Regions from separate parts of the Homo sapiens genome. Here region 2 is linked to region 1. A link is a loop called in an ENCODE intact Hi-C map of the cell type or tissue named here. Cell type or tissue: psoas muscle. All regions are shown on one strand. Each heading gives the region's core, and the rest is flanking DNA. Links, peaks and the distances in the headings are about the cores only.

The links. Peaks named below come from ENCODE experiments on the same cell type or tissue, not always from the same donor. Only the 100,000 strongest peaks of a DNase experiment are listed, where the experiment ranks them.
Region 2: it touches region 1 in a loop (2.1-fold over the local background); 7 of 110 quality-filtered maps call a loop at or near these places.

What each region holds. Positions count from the first base shown.
Region 1 is chr3:16,835,255-16,841,851 of GRCh38, reverse strand. No RefSeq gene overlaps it. Among named protein-coding and RNA genes, the nearest start is that of PLCL2, 46 kb to the left of the region's middle. In psoas muscle, for the core only: a CTCF peak has its summit at 4,107; DNase peaks (open chromatin) are centred at 3,031 and 4,071; H3K4me3 peaks cover 2,137 bases; H3K27ac peaks cover 2,175 bases.
Region 2 is chr3:16,764,699-16,771,295 of GRCh38, reverse strand. It overlaps PLCL2UT (PLCL2 upstream transcript), which reads right to left. Exons shown (of 6, transcript NR_199590.1): 4 at 6,422-6,597; 5 at 4,003-4,189; 6 at 1-1,164. Among named protein-coding and RNA genes, the nearest start is that of PLCL2UT, 44 kb to the right of the region's middle. RefSeq lists an enhancer at 1,901-2,475. In psoas muscle, for the core only: no CTCF peak of the experiment used is centred there; no DNase peak of the experiment used is centred there.

The DNA of each region.
Region 1 (6,597 bases), core at 2,575-5,074:
TAAACTTTTCAAAGCATTTTTAATGCAATACGTCTACATGCTAATTGTAGAAAATGTGGAAAAGCCAGAAAAGCATAAATTACCCATAATGCTACAATACAGAGAAAAATCACTCAACATCTCGGTAAATTTCTCACTAAACTTCATGTATCCAGAATAATGCATGTGAATGACTAGCGATGGAGCTGTCCTCCACCTTCCAGCCCCCACTGATACTTCAGGAACTTGGTAATAATACAAACCTGCACTTTATGCAGTTTGGAGTTTTATTCCTACTTACAAGATTATGAGTGGGTTTATTGTACTTCTATAGTTGAGCTGAAACTACGGCAGTCCCTTCTCACCTGCACTTTCACTTTCCAACGTTTTAGTTATTTGCAGTCAACTGCAGTCTGAAAATAGTAAATGAAAAATTCCAGAAATAAACAATTCATAAGTTTAAAATCGTGCAATATTCTAAGGTGCTTGATGAACTCCCACGCTGTCCCACTAGGTCCTCCTGAAATGTGAAATATCCTTTTGTCCAGAATACCCACGATGTATACCACATAGTAGTTGTTTTGGTTATCAGTTTGAAAAAACAGAGAATATATAGGATTCAGTACTATTTGAGGTTTCAGGCATCTGGTGGGGGGTCTTGGAAGGCATCCCATGCAGATAAGCAGATAAGAGGGGACTACTGTGCATACAACTTTGTATACTTCCTTTTTTTTTTTTTTTTTGCTTAAAGGAATATCAAGAGAATTTGCTCATGTTAACACTTTTTTCCCCCATTTTCTAATTTGTCAAATGAGTTTAAATGAGGTGATAAAATTGTTGGAAGTTGGGAGGTTACTAATCTGTTGTAATAAGATTTAAATAAAATAATATATTTTCAAAGTGCTTAGCTTGGGGCCTGGCATATAGTAAACTCTTCATAAATGGTAGCTATGACCATAGATTATTACTAAAATCTCATTTTAATGCCAGCATATTTCATTCTAAGTAGCATATTTAACCACCCACCCTTTTATTGTTCTGAGCTTGTTTCCAATTCTCCCCATTAAAAATTGTAGCACTGCAAGGATATCTTTGAGTATAACTTTTTGTTTCCTTTACAAAATTATTATTTCTTTAAAATAGATGACTCGGTTGAAAGATATAAACATTTTAAAGGCTTTTTGTTATATATTGACAAATAACTTCCCAGTGTTAATAACACTCAGTATTAATAACTGGCAGAAAATTTGGTACTAGGAAGTTATTTATCTATGTATAATAAAAATTGTATCAAATTTCTGGCCAACCACAAACGGGATTGCCCATCTTTCTGCATCCTCACCAGTAGTCAATCTTCTTTTTAAATCTACAAACGTAGCAGGTGAAAATTTGATTTTGTTGTTCTTTGAATTTGTATTTCTTGAAATTACCAATGAAGTAAAAATATCTTCATTAACCATCTGTATTGAATTATCTCTTCATGATCCGTACAGTAAAAGATATTTTATCAGTCAAATACCCTAATGGTTTGGATTTTCTTTTGTGTGTGGTATTTCTCATCTCAAAACCTGTCAGAAACACACTCACTTCCTACACACAACTAGAAAGGCTATCAGTAAGACTATTTGGGATTTTGCCAGAGATGCCTTTAAATTTAATCATACAACTACTAAATATTATATTTGACAAAGATTCACTCTATGTATCCATACAGTGGTTCTTAACCACAGATTCTATCCAGGATGGGTGAGAAAGAAAGGGGTGGGAATAACCAGAGCCCAGGCTGCAGCTGTAACCCACAGCCCATCTGACCTGTGCTCCGCCCTAAGTGAGCATCTGAGCCCAGGCCATGCAAACAGAAACTCAGGACTCAGAGGGACACCCACCTCTCCCAGCTAGCATCTGGTCACAAACTGAGTAGCAGAGCTAGGATTCAACACTGGGCCGCGTGGGCCCCAAAGTGGATGCTCTTGGCCCACCAAACCACACAGGGTCCCTTAAAAACAGGGTCTCTGAACATGAGAATATCCAAAGTTTATATTCTGAGAGCCTCAATAAGATTTTTATGAGGAAGGCATCTTACTAATTTTTATCCTCAAAGTAAAATTGCTGTCTCCAGGAAGGAAATGCATTTCCTTGTGAACGCTTGCCGGGGTCCTTTAATTCTAAGAGAGAAACTGAGGTCGAGTGTCATCCTGGCTCCCAGAGAGGCATTTATTCTTACTGTGACTCAATTTCCTCTCGTAAAAAAGGGAAAACATTCCAACCTCTCCCAGAAAGATGGCGAAGATGCTGGGCTTTGTTGGTCCTTGCACGGGGAAAATGACTGTGGAATACCAGATCCTGAGGACTGTTTTGTAGAGATTATATAGCATCTGTCATTCACACAATGCCTGCTGATTAATAACGATTGAAATTATTGTGAAAGTAATTTGCAAGTACAAAGCAGGATCTGCATAAATCTTGCCAAGAGTTCTGAATACCAGTCCCAGTAAAGTTTTAACCAAGAGAGCAGGCATTTTTCCCACCAGTCCCTCAACCCTCACAAGTGTCAAGTCACTCACTAACAGAATGTATACTCCACCATTTAACAGTGACTTGATTTCTTTTAGGGGCTGATCTAATTTCTGGAGGATACTGCTCCACGATGCCATGTTAATTCATATGATTGATTTAATGCATCTCTCCCTTCCAGTATGGAGAGCCATAAAAATACTCATCTTTCTGAGCTACAGAAATTGGTTTTCTAGTTTATGTTCTGCAGAAGTACTCAATGCTGTTCGTCAGAAAGGAATTGAGACTACATGCTTCTGTCTCTGAATCTGAACCAAGGGGGATATAAAGTGTGTCTTGATAGACCCCAATGACTCAGATGGTGCTGCTTTAAATTTTCAAGTTGGATTTAAACTCAGGAACCAATTTTACCAGTTGAGATGTCCAAAACAGGTTTGCTTCAGCAGAGCAAGCTGAAGTTAGCTGCTTTGCCTGAATTAAACAAATGCTGGCAGTGCTATCAGGACCCTGGCATGGCCAGATGGCAATTGCCACACCTTGCCAGTTACCAATCAGCGTTCAACAGCTGGGCTTGACCAAACAGCAACTGTCCTTGACCCTGGCTTCTGATCATCTGTTGGCTATAAATAGAAGTGGGGTGTCATGAAAAGAGAGCAAAGTACTTGATGCTAGCAATTCAGGAAATCCATCTGAAAAACAACATAGCCAGCTCAATGTATTGAGCTAGTTTCAGGATTACTTAAGAATGGAAAAACATAAAGTCTAAGAATAAGACATTATTCCAACATTGAGATGCCTGCAGCAAAAAAACAATGTGTGCTTTTACGAAATGAAGGCTAGACTATTTCCAGATTATGTATGTAGTCATATTGAAGACACCAAGTATCAGCATTTGAAGTCCCCTGGGTTTGACAGATAACAACTGTTAGAGTTTGTTTAAGAAAATAGGAAAGCATATCCAAAATCTAGTGTCTTACTTTTCCTGTACCAAAAAATATGCAGGCAAAAAAAAAAAAAAATGCAGTAGCCCACAGTTCTGCTTCATGTGATGTCACTTAACGTATTCATTAGACATCATATTAGAGCTAAAAAACTGACAGATGAGTGTTTTATTGACTACATCAGATCTGGGTAGTCCTAAAATAAAGCACTGGGAAGAGAATCTCTATGTGTTATGCAGCTAAATATTCACATTGTCCAAAGACAAAAGACAGACGGTGGGAAAGAAGCAGACAATGACATTTTTAGAAACAAAACTGAAATTACCTTAGATCTGCTGGACGAGATGGAAACCACACATTCAGGAGAAAATGCAAACACAATCCAGCAAGAAAGGAAAGAGCAACAAGGTGGAATCAAAAAAACAAAAGAAAAGAGCTGAGTTTAAGCTCCAGAGAGATTTAAATTAAACTGCCCTTGTCCTTTTGCAGGGCCCTGCTTTTAAAGGTTAAGGCACAAACACAGGCAGGCCTTGCAGCCTCCTCTCTGTGTCCCCTCTCACTCTAGACAGCTGGGGATGTCTTTCATGTCTGACAACTGCGGTGGGAGAGTGTGTGGACAGAACCAGCAACTGTGGGCTTGGCGGGACTCCACGAAGCCAAGGACGGGCCAGCAGGGCAAGCCTGGTAGTGCATAGCTTCTTCTTCCTCATCTATAATACAATGGATCCAACTTTTTCTTAACTGCCGAACGGTTCACCTTGCCTAGAGAAAGCCGATTTATCAAGACAGGGAAACTGCAATGGGGAAAGAGTAATTCATGCATGGCCCACTGTGCAGGAGACCGGAGTTTTATTATTACTCAAATCAGTCTCTCGGAGCATTTGGGGATCGGAGTTTTTAAGGACAATTTGGCGGCCAGGAGCTCAGGAAGTGGGGAGTGCTGACTGGTCAGGTTAGAGATGGAATCATAGGGGGTTGAAGTGAATATTTTTTGCTGTCTTCTGTTCCTGGGTGAGATCAAAGAACTGGTTGAGCCAGATTACGCGTCTGGGTGGTATCAGCTGGTGCATGAAGTGCAGAGTCTGCAAAATATCTCGGGCACTAATCTTGACTTTTACAATAGTGATGGTATTCCCAGGAGCAATTTGGGGAGGTTCAGACTCTTGCAGTCAGAGGTTGCATTGTCCCTAAACCATAATTTTTAATCTTGTAGCTAATCTCTTAGTCCTACAAAGGCAGACTGGTTCCAGTCAAAGGGCTATTATTTAGTTTGTTTCAGAGTTAAACTATAAACAACTAAATTTCTTTCTAAGCTTAGTTTGCCCTGTGCCCAGGAATGAACAAGGACAGCTTAAAGGTTAGAAGCAAGATGGAGTTGGTTAGGTCTGATGTCTTTCACTGTCATAATTTCCTCAGTTACAATTTTTGCAAAGGCAGTTTCACTTTGTGCTCAGAGGACCTTCTTTCAAAGTCAAAAATGGTTCTTGGTGTACAAGTAGTTAGACTTTCAGTGACTTGAGTGATGAAAAGACTGAAAGCTACTAGGGATCAGTAGGGCTTTTAAATATAATTTATATTTGGTTCCTTATCACACCATCTATATAGATTTGGGAACAAGTCGTATAAAGTCTGTGAAATTTTTGAAATAACTGAAACAAGTTATCGTTTCAGTCTACAGATGGATTGGAGGTCACGTGATCTGGCTTTGGTGCTGACTGCTGGAGGATGTTTGTGGTGATGGAAATTTGAAATTCCTGTGGTGGCCTTTTCCCTGATTTCAGGGGCATTGATGTCTTTTTTTTTGAAATGTGCCTCTGTGGTGGGATTTGACAAAGAATTAGTTTGTTTTTTGGTTGTTTTCCATTACCCAATCAAACTAATCTCAATCCAAATTCAGACGACCCCTTTTCCCTTTCCCTCACAAAATCTTTCTTTTCTCCAAAGTCTTACACATATTGGCCCCAGGTTTTGGGTCACTGTTCACTCACTGAGAAGCTAAGGAAACAAATATTGTCTTAGCAATGAAGGTAATTCTCTCACAGTCTGGTACTTGAAAAGCAAACCGAGAAACTGTGATAAACAGCAATTGGCAGAGTTCTCCGTTTCAGAAGAATTCCCGTACTTGTGCAAGTGTCTCTCAGAAGGTAGGCTTGTAACTTTCTAGGGGACTGCAGCTGGCTCTCCCACTCTGGGATAGACCTCCTGATAAGGCTGATTTTCCACAATTCAGGTTCTCTGAGGACTGCCCACCCAAATCCATTGCCAAACATTTTTTACTTTGTAGGCTATTCTAATTGGTAATAAAAACTGACAGGTTTATCAAAGAGAAACATAAGTATGTTGGCATTGGAAAGAAACTTGGGAAGTCTGCTCCTCGAATTTTATACACCACGAAATAGAAATCTGAGTTTTTAGAGCCTATGACAGATTTTGACAATGCCATTCCTCAGTTGTTTTCCTCAAAGATGTTAACAATGTATGAGCCAGGCACCAACTAAAGTATTAAATAGAAACACCTTTGTTACTTAAAAGCAACTAAGATGGGGCCTTTTAGGGAGTAATCCACACTTTGTGTCACATACTTTTGCTTTGTTGATGGGAGTGGACTTCCCTGGAACAGCCGTGTGAGGCCTGGTGGCCTCTTGGTGGCCAATCAAACCGGGACCAGCAATGGCATGGCATCTGATTTTCCCATTCTGAGCTCCTGTCCCACTTTCCACCCTATCCCAGAAACTTTGAAGTCACCTAAAATGGTGACCTGCCTCAGATTTTACTGAGGTGAGATCACCATTGAAGGCAACCAAGTTACTTTTCCAACTTTAACATTTCTCTTATCTTTCTCTGCAAGCCAAAGACTGACAAAATGAGTATGATCGAAATGGATAACTTCATAGGTGTCAAGCAGGGTGTATTGGTGGGGATTACCCAGAGAAACAGAACCAATAGGAGACATATAATAAGACATTCATAGCAAAGAACTGCTTTATGTGATTCTGGGGGCTGGGTAGGCAAGACTAAAATCCGCAGGTCCAGGAGGACTGGCAGGCTGAACTCTTGGGCAGGAGCTGGAGCTGCAGTTTTAGGCAGAATTTTTTCTTCTTCAAAGAAACCTCAGCTTTGCTCTTAAGGCTTTTCAACTGATTGAATCAGGCCACCCAGGTTA
Region 2 (6,597 bases), core at 2,783-5,282, 71 kb after region 1:
GATTGTGGGTAGGTGATCATTCCTGTGAACAATGGCCCTAGTCCCTTGGTTAACCACATGTGGAAGATAAGGATAGACTTCCATGGTTTTTACCCAGCGTCCTTGTGCCCAGGGAATACCTAGAGTGCAGCATCCTAACCAACCTGAGGGAAGCCAAGGCCATAAGTTTGGGCTGCAGAGCCACTGGGTTCCGTTGGGAGCATACCAATTCAAGCCAGGTTGCTGAGACCAGTCTGTGGCAAATAGGTCCCTCTGTTGTAACAGTATAGTATGTCGGCACTGTCCAGGTGGAATCCATCCCATAACACGAGTTGTGTTTGGCCAGTTATCAAGGGAGTGATTTCTTTGCTCCCAGCATAAGGGAGCTATCTGGCTTAAGTGTCCCTTAGTGGCTGTCAGCCAAATGAACCCGTCCCATATCTGGAGAAACCCATTTCTATATTGAGTGTTCTGAGGTCTGGAAGTCTGGACAAACACCTTGGTATCCAACAAGGGGATGGCAAAGGCTATTACTTTATCCCTTGTCTCATTTACTGAGAATGGTTTATCATGCCCTGGCTCATTTAAAGTTTTATTTATAGGCCATTCTGAAATGTTTTTTCTAGTTACCCCAGTCATCTGTGCCCCTGTCCATTGTTTAAGATCCCCTATAAAGCTTTGAAAAAAAACCCAGTCTTTCCCTTGTAGCGGGGAGACCCACCAAGGTAGCTCCATGGTGTTAGTGACGGGTAACGAACCACAGACCCAGCAAGGGTCTCCTTGTTGTAAGCCATCTGCATAACTGTGTGCCCATTGTAGGAAAACGTTAGAGGTAGAGGCATTAACAACAAAAGGAGCAGAAAGGAAAAATATTATAAGGGAAAATCTTGTCATTTGTTGAACAGAAATCTTAGGCCTTCCAGGGGTTCCATCTCCCATTCGGTGGCCTTGGTGTCCTCTGTCGTGGATGTTTCTTCTTGCAGGAACTTTTTCAATCGTGTGTAGTGGATCCATGGCTTGATGTCCACCAGTTTCAGTGCTGAACTGGTGCTTAGCAGCACATCATAGGGCCCTTTGTATTTCTCCTGCAGCTGGGAAGCAGGGTCTGTTTCTTTCCATTCTTTTAATAGCACTTGATCACCGGGCTGGAATGTGTGGCACAGTTCTTCAGAGTTCACAATGCTCCTGTTAAATTTATGCAAAAGGTTAAGAGTTTGTCCCAAGTGAGTAACACAGTTTTTAATAGTTAACTCCCTGTTAAGGGGTGCCTCAGTAACCCGAGATGGATTAGCAGCAAAGGGTCTCCCAAATATAATTTTGTAGAGACGAGACTTAATCCCACTTTGGGGGTTACCCTTACCCGGAGCAGTGCAATGCCGAGTACCTGAATTCCCTTTAACTGGGTTTCCCAGCACAGTTTGGCAATGATTGTTTTCAGTGTTAGATTCATTCTTTCCATCTGTCCGGAAGATTGAGGTCTCCACACCGAATGTAGTTTCCATTTTATTCCAAGTGCCTTATTTACTTATTGAGTTATGTCAGATGTGAATGAGGGCCCATTATCGCTTTGAATTATGTCCAGAAGCCCATACTGAGGTATGATTTCCTTTAAGAAAACTTTAATTACTTCAGTTGCTCATTCTGTGAGCCTCTACCCAGCCAGAGAAGGTGTCTACTAGAACTAAGAGGTATTTGTATCCTCCACGGGAGGGTGGCATTTGAGGAAAGTCTATTTGCCAATTTTCCAGTGGGTATTTTCCTCTGTTTTGATGTCTGGGTTGTCCTCAACTGTGATTGTTAAGTTCATTTCTAGCACACAGATAACAGCACTGGACTGTATTTTCCAAATTAGCTTTTAGCCCTTTCCCTCTCTAATACCACTGAATGAAGGCTAATGAACACTCTCACCCATAGTGTGTGCTATCATGGATATACTTTAACATTGGATGGACAAGTTGAGCCGGTATCCAAATTAGGCCCTTGTTATTTACTTTCAAGCCTTCCTTATTTAAAGCAACTCCCTTGCTTTCTGCACTTTTCTCATTCAAGGACTATATTGGGGCCTAAAGCCTGTTAAATCTATTTGAGGAATTAGAGGTGTCTGGAATTCAATGCTGGCTAAGTGCCAGGCAGTGTGGTCTGCAAAGGCATTCCCTTTGCTATTTTGAAATTGCTGTGTTGATGGCCAAGACAATGCATTACAGCAACCACCTGTAGAGCCTTTATTGCTTCTAGTAATTCCAGTACTTGTGTGGCATATTTAATTTCAGTATTGACAGCCTTCAGTAATCCCCTCTCCTTCCAAATGTCCCCATGAGCATGGACTATCATGAATGCATATTTAGAGTTAGAATCAGCATAGATGTTGGTGTTTTTACCTTGGGACAACTGCAGGCTCTTATAAGGGTGATTTGCTCTGCCTTCTGTGCAGAGGTTCCCACGTAAAGTCCTTGCCTCTGCTACCTCTTAAGAGGTCACCATAGCATATACAGCATTCTTTCTTCCATTGGTTACCAGGCTGCTCCCATCTATGAAAAATGTCCAATCTACATGCAGCGTGGCTGTATTCTTCAAATCAGGATGGCTGGAAAATACTTGATCAATAACTTATAAACAATTATGCATAGGTTGTTTTGGTTCTTTGGTAGGAAGAAGTAAAGTAGCTGGGTTCAGGGCTCTGGTGGTTTGTAATTTCACTGTGGGGTCATTTAAAAATGGCCTGGCATTTGCCTAACTTGCTGCTGTCAGCCAATAGTCTCCCTTTTGTTCCAGTGGCACCAGCACTTGGCAAGGCACATAGACTGTGACAGGCTGTCCCAAAGTTAGCTTCTCAGCTTCCTTTAACAGCAGGCTGGTGGCAGAGACTGCCCTTAAACAAGGGGGTGGGCAGCCTTTGGCCACAGTCACCAGCTGCTTAGAAAAGTAAGCTACTGGCTGTAATATTTCTCCTAACTTTTGGGAGAGGACCCTGAGTGCCAGACCCAGTCTCTCATGATTGTACAGTTGAAAGAGCTTGTGAGGATTTGGAAGCCCCAAGACTGGTGCAGAAATTAACTTACATTCAGTTGTTTGAATGCATGTTGGTGTTTGTTTCACTTCCCAGTTGAAGGGATCATTGTCAGCCCCTTTCAACAGCTCATATAGTGGCTTTGCTGGCAGTCCATAGTTAGGAATCCAAATGCAACAAAACCCTGCCATACCCAGAAATCCTCTCAGCTGTCTTCTAGTAGAGGGTGTGGTGATGGAGGCAATTGCATTTCATGTTTCCACCATCGAGGCTCTGGTTCCCTTCTGCAAGAGAAACCCTAAGTACCCCACAGTTTTTCTGCATATTTGAGCCTTTTTACTTGAAACCTTGTACCCATGGGTTGCTAGGTGATTTGGAGTTTTAATGGTATTATTTTGACATCCCCATTCACAGGGGCTAGATATTAGTAAATCATCCATGTATTCTAACAACACCCCATTTTCCAATTGTAAACTTCTTGAGTCTTGAGCCAAGACTTCTCCGAATATAGTTGGAGAGTTTTTAAACCCATGTGGGAACACAATCCAATAACACTGAAACTGAGTTGCGGCTTCAGGATCTGTCCATTCAAAGACACACCGCAATTGACTTTCTATGCGTACAGGTATGCAAAAGAAAGCATCCTTTAAATCCAATACTGTAAACCATTCACGATCTCCAGGAAGAGAAATAAACACAGTACATGGGTTAGCTACAGTGGGATGTACATCTTCTACAATGTCATTAATTGCCCTTAAATCTTGTACAAATTAAAATTTGTGTGAGTGAGGCTTTTTCACCAGCAAAATTGGAGTGTTGTAAGGAGAATGATGGGGTACTATTAGGCCATACTACAAGAACTGGACAAAGACTGGTTGAATGCCTTCTAGTGCTTCTCTTTTTAAAGTGTATTGTTTCTTCTGGACTGGCTAGGCTCCTTCCTTAATTTTAATTTTCACTGGGTCCACACTGATGGCCTTCCTGGGCCCATGTGAAGCCCAAATCTCTGAGCTTACCTTGTCAAGGATTTCCTGTGGAATAGTCCCTGTTTTAGAGTTGGAAGCCTCTGAGTCTGTTAGGAGCGCCTGCAGCTGAAACCCATGTTCCAGAGGCACTTGGGAGACACATCTGGTGTTTCTCGGGATTACAGACTTACATAGCAGGTACATAGCAGGTCTCTGCCAAGTAAAGGGACTGGGAACTCTGGCACATAAAGGAATTTAAGAGTATTAATTCATTGCCCACTTTACAAGAGAGGGGACACAGGAACCATTCCGATCTTAGTTCTCTGCTTATCCCAACCACATTAACAGAAGTATTAGAAAGTCCAGTTACTGGGGTGTTAACCACTGAATAAGGAGTGCCAATGTGGACTAAGAAATCCACTTTTTGTTTCTTTACTGTCAATTTTACCCCAGGCTCCTGTGGGGAGATTTTAATATCAGATAGGGTTGGAGCTGTTGGGGGCCTTGGGCACCTTCAATCTTCCTCAAATTCATTTCCAGGCTTAACTCCCATCAGTGATTTTGGTTCACTCTGGCTTAATTTTGGACAACCTTGTCCCAATGTCCTGTTTCCCAGCAGCAAGCACATTGATCCTTTTCTATTTTTCCTCTCCATTTTTGGAATCTCTTTCCTTTTGGATTTCCTCCTGCTGTGGCTAGAAGTATTGTTGCCTGTCACAGGTTTTTAACTTCCCTGGTTTCTCTGCTGTTATAAACCTTTAATGCAATATCAATCAATTGGGAGGCATTCGTCCCAAAGGCCCCTTCTATCTTTTGGAACTTTTTCCTGATATCAGGGGTACTTTGCCCTATGAAAGTCATATTAACCATATTGACATTTTCAGGATCTTGTAGGGGTCTGTATATTTTCTGAACACCTGACAATATGTTCCATGAACTCAGAGGGTTCCTCATTAGGTTTTTATTGGAGCTGCTGTACATTGTTTAAGCTCTTAGGTTTAGGCATTCCAGATATCATGCCTTTTTTTTTTTGTTTGAGACGGAGTTTTGCTCTTGTTGCCCAGGCTGGAGTGCAATGGCATGATCTCGGCTCACTGCAAACTCCGCCTTCCAGGTTCAAGTGATTCTCCTGCCTCAGCCTCCCGAATAGCTGGGATTACAGGCATGCACCACCACGCCCAGCTAATTTTGTATTTTTAATAGAAACAAGGTTTCTCCATGTTGGTTAGGCTGATCTCGAACTCCTGACCTCAGGTGATCCACCCGCCTTGGCCTCCCAAAGTGCTGGGGTTACAGGCATGAGCCACCATGCCCAGCTGATTTCATGCCTTTTAATATGTATCTCCTGTAGTGTTCCAAGTGAACCATGCCAGCCGCATTGGCCTCATTAGGGTACCAACTTGGGTCCATAGAGAGGATTGCCCTATCAGAATCTGGAGTATCATCTAGGTCCTCATCATAAAGGTGTTGCACTTCCTCTTTTGCTTTGTCTAAAACTAGCTGCCACTCATCTGCAGTGAGCATAATATTCAGGAGGGCTTACACACCTGCCCATGTGCTACAATGAGTAGCAAATATAGTAGTATATAATTCAGTCATTTTCTGGGGATCCTGTCTATATGAAGGATGTTTTTCCAATTTAACAAGTTGGATGTGGAAAAAGGATTGTAGGCCCAATAATATCCAGCCAGAGCTCCTTGCTGATTAACCCCTACTGGGTATTGTCATAGTGGAAATTGCCCTGCTCCAGGGTCAGTGACCTCCCCAAATTAGTACCTTGCCTAGTTCGAGAGGGAGACACTAACTCTGCGGCTTCCTTATATTCTGGGGGCAGTAACTCTTCCTTTCCTTGCCTTAGCACTGGAGCAGTAGCTACTATAGGGGTTAAGAGCATTTATTAACTGTTGGGTTTCTGAGTCCTTTCTTCCTCCCCTTAGGAGTCAGGACAAACCTTAGCAGTGTATTGTACCATTAACTTATTCCCTTCTTTCTTAACATCCTAATCATACAGTAACATGGATGCCAGGACATATGGCATTTCCCCCCATTTTCCCAACCGTTGGCAGAATAGTTCTAACTGAGAGATGGTGTGAAAGTTCAAGGTCCCACAAACTGGCCACCTTTCTTCAGACTCTAAAACATACATTGGCCAAGCTATGTTACAGTAAAAGATTAATTTCTTTTTAGTCATGGGTGGATAACCATATTGTTTCCAATCTGCCAGAATTCTCCCTAGGGGGCGATGGGCAGGAACAGAGACAGTGTTTCCCATCTTGAGTGCTCAAAACTTAACAGATAACAGACACACAAAAACAGATTCTCACAGCCAAATGTAAATATATTTCAAACAAATGCAAAGTAGATGTACAAATTAGCCCTATTGTCTCCTTAAGGGTACCAAAATGAATGGCTTTGCAAGCCCCGATAAGGAAGACAATAGACTCCCTGCTTATGATCCAGTTTTACTCACCCCTTCAGTGTCCTAGCCCCTGTTCTACCCCAGTAGCAAGGGGATGGGTGGTCCTTTTGCCCAGGGAAAGTTCTCAGAAGCGTCCTCAGGACAAACTGTACCTAGCAGCTGCTGGGAGTCTCCTAAAGACCGTCAGGTCACAAGCCTCTAGCTGCTGAGGGCAGCTCTGTCCCAGT